Regions from separate parts of the Homo sapiens genome. Here region 1 is linked to region 2. Evidence: chromatin loops called from intact Hi-C (ENCODE). Cell type or tissue: CD4-positive, alpha-beta T cell. All regions are shown on one strand.

Region 1 (5,000 bases), 590 kb after region 2:
TTCATCCGGCAGTGATGCTGTGCCCAAAGAAATGGGTCAGATGATCCCCCACTGTGCCAGAATGTTGGGGAGGAAACACAAGGTCAGGCGAGCCAGCGTGCCCTGAAAACCCCTCAATCTCCTGGCTTCTCTCAGTTTGCATTCATTCCCTCACCCTGTGTGACTGCCCCCAAGCTCTCTCTCCTACTGTCCCTGTCTGCGCCTCCCCATAGAAATCCCTGTGTGGATCCAGTTCTGTCTTCTACTCATTGGTCTCTCTCTCTCTCTCTCTCACACACACACACACACACACACACACACACACACATTCCTATCCTCCCTCCCAGTTCCACAATTCTGTACAAAACACCAGGAACCAGCCTGGCAGAGACAGAACCCTCCACTGATGCGGAAGGACAGTAAGTTGTATGGCCAACCCAGCGTTCTCTGTGACAGAGAAGCGAAGAGGAACAACTTTAAACTCTTACACATTGGTAAATTTTGCCCATGGCCCAAGACTATACAACAATGTCCAAGTAATGGCTGTTAGCTTTAAATCGTCTATTTTGTTTGGAGGACTTGAGTTCTTTAAGAACTTGGACCCTGTACATGAATTACTTTGTATATGATAGCGTGTTACACATGTGTTATGTGCCTACGCCGGCCATTACAGGGAGGAAGGTGGGCTTTTTCCTACCCCTTCGTGTAGTCTAATGCCAGACACAGGCAGACATTCTGTGATGATGGTGGCTCTGATGCCCTGGGTGCTTCCGTGTTCCAGCCACTGCTCTGAGCACCTCGTATCCATCAGTGCATTCCACCTGCAGAGTCCCCATGAGAGTCCCCAGGAGAGAGGGGCTGCAGTGTTCCCATGACAGATGAGTAAACCGAGGTACAGAAAGGTCAAATACATCGTCCAAGATGGCACATACAGGAAGAAGTAGCACTCAGACTCCAAGCCAGACAGTCTGGAGCCGGTGCCCACACTCTTAAAGTGAGTGGGAGATACAGGCAGTTGACTGCACGGCATTGCTAGTCACATTGGATAGTGTGGGATCTCACCAGTGCCATAATCAGGTCCACGTGCACATCATCGCCAGATGACGGTGCCGCCCTGCTGACAGACGCACAGTTTAACAAGAGCGTAGGAAGACCTCACCTTCCCTGGTCAGGGGTGCGGGGAGCAGCAGTGCTTCCCTGCCATCGGGGCCGGCATCAGCCAAGCAACCCTTTCCTTCCCGGGTGGTCTCATGTGGCAGAAACAATCATTGATAGAGCAAGAAGGGACTGAGATCACAGGCGACCGCAGCCCCCTCCTGGGCTCCAGTAGCAAAGTGGGAGGACGAAGACTGCATTCATAATAGAGAATTCCTGAAAGCTTGAAAAAACGCGGTGGCTCACACCTGTAATCCTAGCACTTTGGGAGGCCGAGGTGGGCGGATCACGAGGTCAGCAGTTCGAAACCAGCCTGACCAACAAGGTGAAACCCCGTCTCTACCAAAAATACAAAAATTAGCTGGGTATGGTGGTGCGCACCTGTAATCCCAGCTACTCAGGAGGCTGAGGCGGGAGAATTGCTTGAACCCGGAAGGCGGAGGTTGCAGTGAGCCAAGATCACGCCACTGCACTCCAGCCTGGGTGACAGAGCGAAACAAACTCCATCTCAAAAAACAAAAAGCAACAAAGAAAGAGGTTGAGGGCGGTGGCTCATGCCTGTAATCCCAGCACCTTGGGTGGCCTAGGCGGGCGGATCACGATGTCAGGAGTCCAAGACCAGCCTGGCCAACATAGTGAAACCCCGTCTCTACTAAAAATACAAAGTTAGCTGGGCATGATGGTGGACACCTGTAATCCCAGCTACTCGGGAGGCTGAGGCAGGAGAATTGCTTGAACCCGGACCCGGGAGGTGGAGTTTGCAGTGAGCCGAGACCGCGCCGTTGCACTCCAGCCTGGGCTGCAAATTAGAAAATGTTTTCCTCGCCAATATGATTGAAGGAGAGCGAGTTTAAAAGACTTACAAGCACAATTATTTTTAACATGGAATCATGTTTAAAAGAGTTGCACTATAAAATGAAAATCCGGCAGTTCGATCCACGGGCTGGGGGGCACCTCCTTGACTTCCGCCGAGCAAGGGTCTGTGGGCGCTGGTTCCTCCGCGCCGGCCTCCCGGTGACCGCCATCGCCACCTGGTGGCCGTGGGTCTAACACACAGGTTCACTGGAAATGGACTTCGGGGGAGTCTGCAGGATTCCTGAGATTAAAACACCCACCACACAGTGCGCACTCAATGGGGACAGCTGGTAGGAATCTTCGGTGGTCGCTATGAGCGAGGTATTGCACGGTTCAGAGATGAGGATAATACACACACACGTGTGTGCAATGCGCACATTCGTATCCACAGTGCGGAGTGGGGAGCATGGGATCATCTTTCGTAATTTACAAACTGCTTTATAGGAACAAGTAATACCTTAAGAGTTACCTTAATTATAAATTTTTAGCTTCTCTTGTTTGAGTTTCACCAACAGCTTGATTTTTGTAAGAGCATGACTCCCCTTAGCTTCACATCCATCCCTCACAGTGTACCAGCGTACAGAGCCGGCCTTCAGGGCACAATAATTTAGGTTTAAAAGAGTGAGATGGAGAACAAGCCCTGTACTGACTTTACAATGATTTTTAAAAATAAAAATAAATAAAAAAGGCCTTAATAGGAAGCTTAATGTAGTGGAAAGAAGAGACAAGCAGAGAGGTAAGTACTATTTTTGAAACAGGTTAAGTTATAGTCATCACATTATGCATTTTACAAGCAGCACGTGACTTATGAGAAAACAGAGGCCCAGGCAGATGACGTTCATCCCCAGCTTTAAGGTGTACATGGCTGGCTTGTGATTTACCCTAAGCTGAGCTTGCAAGGGCAGCGACCACTCCCTCCCAGGGCTGTGAATGTAGACGCAAAGGAACCAGTGTCCATTCCTCATAGAAAACTCAGCTGATTGAGCTAATTTGACGATTAACACTATCATATTGTAGTGAGGCATGCCGGCGATCTAGACTAAAACTCTGTTACCATGGGGGGCAAAGAACGGCATCCTAACCCAGATTTTGTAACGAGCTGGGCAAATCTCCTAAGGTTGATCTCCATTTCCCTCATTTGTGAATGTTAGGTGTTTTCAGTCATCTAAGTCTCCTTTATTCTCTTAAACAGGCACACACCCTCACTCGCACACATACATATTTCTTTTCTCTGTCATATTTCCGCAAACCAAATTTCCTTGTAAGTGACGTAAGATAGCTATGATTAAAAAAAAATACTTTCACTTTACAGTTAGTATGTTTAAAAGGTAATGTATGTTAGTTTGGACATTTGAAATAATTTATAATTAGAAAGAGAATGCATACATACAGTTTTGTATACTTGAGTATTTCTAACACTATGAAATTAATATTATTGTGTCTTGTATTAATGCGAATCATGATGTTAACTCTTGTCACTAGCAAGGGAAGAATAAGTAAGGAACTGAGGTTAAACCTGGGCTGAGCTGCACTCAGGGATGTACCCTGAAATGCACAGCATGCTTCTCCTACTCCAGGTTTTAAGATGAATTTTTTCTTACGGAAAATGGAAAATGGAAATATGATCATTTAATTCTGAAAACTTGTTTTAGAATTCAAATACTTAATTCAGTAGTCTGCATTGAGATAAATTTTTAATATATTCATTACACAAAAACTGAATTTTATTTTCCCTTAATTACTTTTGGGTAATGACTCCCAAATAAGATGAGATATTTATGAGTTTTTACCTTAGACTACATTTTTCATAGATTACTATTTATTTACTGTAAGCATGAATTCTTAAGTGCCTATTTATGTAGGTAAAAGCACTCTGTAATTTTTAAAGCAATATATTATTACAAGTGTTATTTATTCCTAGCAAATTGCCTAACAGGTTGTCCTCTCACCATTTTTCTAATTTTTTTTGGCCAGGTCAAACATGTTTTCACACCTTTGAAAAATGTACGTGAAAATGTCCTGTTAGCGTGAAGCTGTGATTCAGAGGTAGCGTAAGGTTTCAGTGTAAATGCAAACCCAACCAGTAGCTAGAGATATTCTGTATCTTCAAATGTTTGTCTTAACCACATGGTTGAATATTTAACCTAATGAATATGGTGGCAGGAAAACTGGAAGCAACCATGCGCCCTGGCGCACGCTGTCATTTATACAGAGAGCTCTTAATTCCGTCACTGTTCTCCTAGGAGATGGCGCCTTATTCTATTTACCTCTCATTATGAAAATGTCAGTGTTCCAACCTTGATAAAACTATTGTTGAGAAAGTAGAATGTACTTGATGTTTTCTTGTGGTAGTTTAGTCTGGGAGGGAGGAAGTGGTATTTGATGGATAATTGTTAAATTTAGATTTTTAAAATTCCTTTTGTCATAATAATTCAAGTTTCACTGAAAAAAAATCCAAGCAAAATGACTGGAATTATTTAATATTGATTGGTAGTATCCAAGGCACTATCCTTAACAGAATTTGTTTTGTTGTCGATTTTAAAATTTGAGGAATTTTCAAATATTTTGACAAGCACAAGGCATAACCACATTTATAACCCTTCTATGTTTGTAACAGGCATCCTTGTAATTGATTTTATGGCTATGGGATATCTGAGTAGAGTTTCTCTGGGAATTTCTGGAATCACTGATTTTGATATCTCAACCTTAGTTATAGCCACATAATATTATTGGAGAAATCATTAATATCAGTGTTTATGCACCAATTATTTTGCTTAAGTTATCTTCAATTAGGACTTCAAGTAGAATAGGATTATCTCAGTTGTTTTATTGATTAATATACTTCAACTTATGCTTGAAAAATTTTAAGCAATTCTTCATATTAAATATCTAAGATGGTTTGGAGCACACCGCCTGGAGGAGCCTGTCAGTTTCCCACCTTCATTTGATTCCATCCTATTGTCTTAACTCTCCACTTGGCCTTTGTTTGACATAGATGTTCAAAAATTATT
Region 2 (5,000 bases):
AGGGGCAGATGCTGAAGGAGGAGGATGGTCGTGGAGGGATGTCAGGAGTCCCTTGTGGAAAGCTTTCATTAGAAACATCTGAAGTGTGGAACAAAGAGGATTCCCAAAGCTCAGCCACAACAAGGAAAGTCTCCCCTAGGCCCCAATGCCTGACCATGCCCTGAGAGAGGGGCTGTTCCTCTGCCAGAGGCCCCAGCTTTCTGGGTCAACAAGCCGGGGACTGACAGGGACATGCTGCATACAGAGGTCCCCGCAGCGCATCTGTACCCCTCCCTCCTCGGTGGGCATCTGTGGTGAGGGAGGGTCACAGGTACAGACACAGCAGCCAGACCCACTGCACTCTGAGGCTGCTCCCACTGCTGGGGCTGCCTTAACAGAGGGGTGGGGACGGTGGTGATGATAATACGGAGGTTTACAGAAATCTTAAATTCTTACCTGGACTGGGGTTAACACCTGAACTCTCTCTCTCTCTCTCTCTCTCTCTGTGTGTGTGTGTGTGTGTGTGTGTGTGTGTGTGTGTGTGGGTAAGGATGGTATTTAGTTCTCACTTTCCGGGGAAGACTGTCCCACTCCAAACACAAATGAAAATCTGATTCTGCTATTCATCTTCGAAGGCTGATATAAAATACTTTCTCCTGAATTAATGATTCCTTGTTTCCTTCAGTTCCTTCAGGCTAATGTTCAGATTGTAGTGGTTATTTCATGAAACCATATCAGAGCTATTACTTTCTCATTAGATTATGAACACCTTGGGAACAGGGATCGTGTGAATTCAACCTCCATGCCTCGCATCATTCCAAGCACAGTCCCTGGCACATCATTGATATTTGGTCAATGAGCAGATGGATTGTGCAATAAACAAACACACCAGAGTGGAAATCTGTGGTCGCTGTGGTTTTCAAAGTTGGGCAATGGGCTTGGAGTAATGCTGCAGGACAGCTTCTTATGCCGATGGCAGTGCGAGGAAATTTCAGCAAATCCCATCTGAAGACGTATTCTCTGCTGGCCATTCCTGTTCTGCCGCAACACTGCTATCCCCAGGTTTCCCATGTTTTCCCTGATTTGACAGCCTAAGGGCTACTCTACTCGACAGAACACCTTCCCCAGGACCCCTTCCCCAAGACCCTTTCCCCAGGCTTCCACGGCCACCCAGTTGGGTTCAGCCAACGATCAACACCACAGGAGGACTGGGGATGGGAGAAGCGAGGTCTTGCTATTTTTTCATCATCTCCTGCTGGTTGGGCGGATGCCCCCATGACTCCAGCTCCCACCAGGTGGGCCTCCCCAAGGCTCCAGCTGCACAGGCCTTGCTTTTGCCTTCGGATCTGAAGAGTGGAGCCCTGCTCCTGCGAGTCTCCGTGCTTCAACATCTCCCGTTGGCTTCCTTGACTCTGCCATGTTCTGGTTATTAAAGCCTTTGGAGCATCCTGGGTTAGTTGTGTTTATTTCTGGAAACTGGAAACCATTTGTGCATGGAGTGTTGAGGATTCCCAGATTCTCCACAGACCTGGTGGCCAGTTAACTATGCATCTGTTTTGAATGATGCCTCTGTCTCCCTGGCTCTAGATCCTGATTTGGCCACAGATGCCGTGGGTGTGTAGCACGTGCGTGTGCAGAGTGGGTCTTTTAGAAATCAGACTTGATAACTAGTTTGTGGAGCCCACTGCATAGGTGGTGAGTCCCTGGGGTAAGAGCACCCAGGAAGTCACCTTGCTTTTTGCTTCTGGGTCCTTCCAGATCCAGCTTTCCTCTGGTCTCCACCCAGTTGGTGAGTGTCAGAGACACCTCCCCTACGGAGAGATGCGGGTCCCCCCTTTCTCATCATCCTCCAAGTCTCTGCTCCACACCAGTCTGTGCTGTGTGTCTGCAAGGTTCTCTGGGCGAGGGCCCTCCCATTCCCTGTTCCTCTATCCCAGCTCAGTTCTCTAAGTATCCACCCAACACAAGGGCAGCGCCCGGGCTCTGCCACCCAAAAGCAGATTGATAATTGTTGTTTAGCCATTCATTGGTGATCCCATAAATATCAATCATTCCATCTTATAAACCAGCGATACCCTTAATAGCTATGCAACTGGGTTAGGCCATTTTCCCTTCTGTAAATGGCCTGGACGTCTTATGATCTCTGAGTTTCAATGGGGTTTATCACTCTTCTCTCATGAGAAGCCAATGGCAGTTTTTGCAAGGTAGGTTGATGGGTGATTTGTTTTCTTCTTTCTACTTTTGTGATTTCTTAAATGAAAAAATATGTAGTTCACACTCATGTTATTATTGGAAAATATTTATTTTAAATGAAATAAGTACTAATCGAGGTACAGGCTAGCATCCTCCTGGAAGATGGGGCAAGGAAGGGTCTTGGTGGTGGAATAGAGCTCAGAGCACCGGGCGTGTGTGTGAGGTGGCGAGAGACAGCTGGACATGGGAATGGCCAGGAGGTATTGTCTACGGACTGGGCACCAGGCACAGGTGCTTTGGAGGTAGAGAAGAGGGGCCCGTCCGGTGTTCTAGGAAGGCCTTCTAGAAGGGATAATGCTTGAACTAAGCCCGTAAAGAACAGGGCTTAGCCCAGGCGGAAGCCAGGAACCAGTGCTCTGGACAGAGGGGAAATGTTGATGAAGTGTGTCATACACAGGATTTCACCAGCGATCTGGTATTTCCAGGTCAAACGTGAAGTGGGAAGAAGGAAGATGGGTCTGGAGGAGGAGAGAAGGCCGTGGCTGTTCCTAAGGTGAAGGGGGTTAGAAGCTAAGATCTTCCATCATGGGAGGCCAAGAACAATTTCAGCAGGGGTTTAGCTGCCACTTGAACAGAGCACAGGAGAGGCATGGGGAAGGGTAATTTAAAGGAAAGGGGTCTGGAAGAAGAGAGGCTTATTAGAGATTATTTTTAGGATCTCTGTTTACTTCATCTTCCAAATTAGGACGCCCTTGTTCCTGAGAAAGGGCACTGCTGATGGTTCTGCCAGGACAACAGTCATACACTTGGGTTTTACCAAAGGAAAACAAAGATGTGTGGAAACCCAAGCGGCTGCAGTAGCGGGAGATGTTGGCAGAACAGCAGCTGGAGGACGTGTGGGGAAGGAGAGTGGAGTCATTAGCAGTGATGACCGACCAGGTGCGGGCAGTGTGAGAGGCAGGGACCACAGGAGGACGCAACTTCCGACCTGGCTGAAGCAGGGGGCATGAGGCTCAGCTGCTGTGGGGGCTGACAGCATGGAGCCCAGGAGCCTCCAGAGCCGGAGCCCGGAGGCATTGTCTGGGTGAGTGATGGAGACTCAGGGGCAGCCAGCGTGGAGGTGGGGCTAAGCCAAGGAGAGGAGAGAGTGAGCAGAGGGGGCACATTGTGGGCAGGAGCCACTCAGAGACCCCCAGAGTGTGCACAGAGGAAGAAGGAGCAGAGCAGGAGGCCCGGGAGAAAGCAATGCCCTGCACAGTCCCTGCCGGCTGGGAGACCCACAAATCCCAGTCTCAAAGAGATGACAAGCTCTAGAGAATTATCTAATCATATAAAGTCATTTGAAACTACTCAGAGGCCGTATCCGAGCCTTCCAGAGCAACAGGATGCATTTATAACCCATCAAACACTCCCTAGGATTTCCGTTCCCAAATTCCTGATTCCTTCTGATTCCAGAGGCCATCTTAGGCATCTCAGTCCTCAAACCCCTAAAATTCCCTTCCTGCATCTCCTGGGCCACACTTCCCTTCCTCAGTTACCCTCTAGTGTGAGGAACCTGCCACCCTGTCCCCCACCACACACATACACACCAGTACATAAGTTCCTTTTTATGTAGGAGGAAGATAATTGGATGAAGGATATTGGATGAAGGATCATAGAATTCTCTTGAAAAGTCCAGGGAATAGTATTTGGTTAATTTGGTTTGTTATGCATAGGAGACAAGGAAATACATACTTCTAAAGATAGAGGGAGAATTCAACAATGTCCAGAGTGTCAGGAAGTCCCCAGAGTCTACTGGGTTTCACACTTGTGGGATCAGAGGTGGCTTTTTCACGGCGTTTGGGTGACGTGTGTAGGGGTGGGCTCAGAAGCCCAACTGAAAACAGAGACATGGAATGGCTGCTAGAAATGACAGGATTCTAGCTGCAGGGGGTGTTGGTGGTTCTGTTTGTATGTTTGTACAATGAGAAAGACAAATACCTGATTCTAGGATGGCAGACCAGAGCTCATAGAGAGGGATGGTTTAGAGACAGGGATCTCAATCACATTCAAGCCCCTTTTTTGCTAAAAACATAATCTTCTGTTTTCTGTCTCAAGGGAGATCACAAGTCCCTGAGCTGTACAGAACGCTCCGTCCACAGGACAGGGTCTTCCCTGCTCCATTCGAGTGGGACACGTTGTTGGCTGCCCACTCCTCAATGTCCGTGACGCAGGTTCCAACAAAAAATTCCAATAGACCACGTGGAAGGTCTTTTAAAAACTTATCTGGCCGGGCACGGTGGCTCACGCCTGTAATCCCAGCATTTTGGGAGGCCCAGGAGGGTGGATTACCTGAGGTCAGGAGTTCAAGACCAGACTGGCCAACATGGTGAAACCCCGTCTCTACTAAAAATACAAAAATTAGCCAGGGGTGGTGGCACACCCCTGTAATCCCAGCTACTTGGGAGGCTGAGGCAGGAGAATTGCTTGAGCCCAGGAGGCAGAGGTTGCAGTGAGAGAGACTGTGCAACTGCACTCTAGCCTGGCCAACAGAGCGAGACTCTGTCTCAAAAAAAAAAAAATTATTTGATAAGAACTGTCATCTCTTTCCCTCTCCCAAGGAGGTAGTGGCCATTTGCTGATGGGGAATTTTACTCTGATTGAACTTCCTTATGTGGGTAAATGGGTGGGGTGCCTCAAGGATAGCGGCATTCACATCAGAAGGAAAAAACTATTTCCCAACTCCTCTCCTCTTTGGTCCCTGCCAGTACTGTCTTCACTGACTAACAAGACAGAACGGATCATCTTCCAATAGCAGCCCTCTGCTTGTTCCCAAATTCTATTTGAAT

The links. Peaks named below come from ENCODE experiments on the same cell type or tissue, not always from the same donor. Only the 100,000 strongest peaks of a DNase experiment are listed, where the experiment ranks them.
Region 1: a loop joins it to region 2, with 9 times the contacts of the local background. A loop is called at or near these places in 4 of 110 quality-filtered maps.

The regions. Positions count from the first base shown.
Region 1 is chr2:2,118,145-2,123,144 of GRCh38, reverse strand. The region is part of intron 3 of MYT1L (myelin transcription factor 1 like); the gene reads left to right. Among named protein-coding and RNA genes, the nearest start is that of MYT1L-AS1, 200 kb to the left of the region's middle. RefSeq lists a silencer at 2,147-2,236. In CD4-positive, alpha-beta T cell, a CTCF peak has its summit at 2,180 (motif pointing left); a DNase peak (open chromatin) is centred at 2,154.
Region 2 is chr2:2,710,485-2,715,484 of GRCh38, reverse strand. The region is part of intron 3 of LOC105373390 (a long non-coding RNA gene); the gene reads left to right. Among named protein-coding and RNA genes, the nearest start is that of MYT1L, 380 kb to the right of the region's middle. In CD4-positive, alpha-beta T cell, no CTCF peak of the experiment used is centred here; no DNase peak of the experiment used is centred here; H3K27me3 peaks cover 356 bases.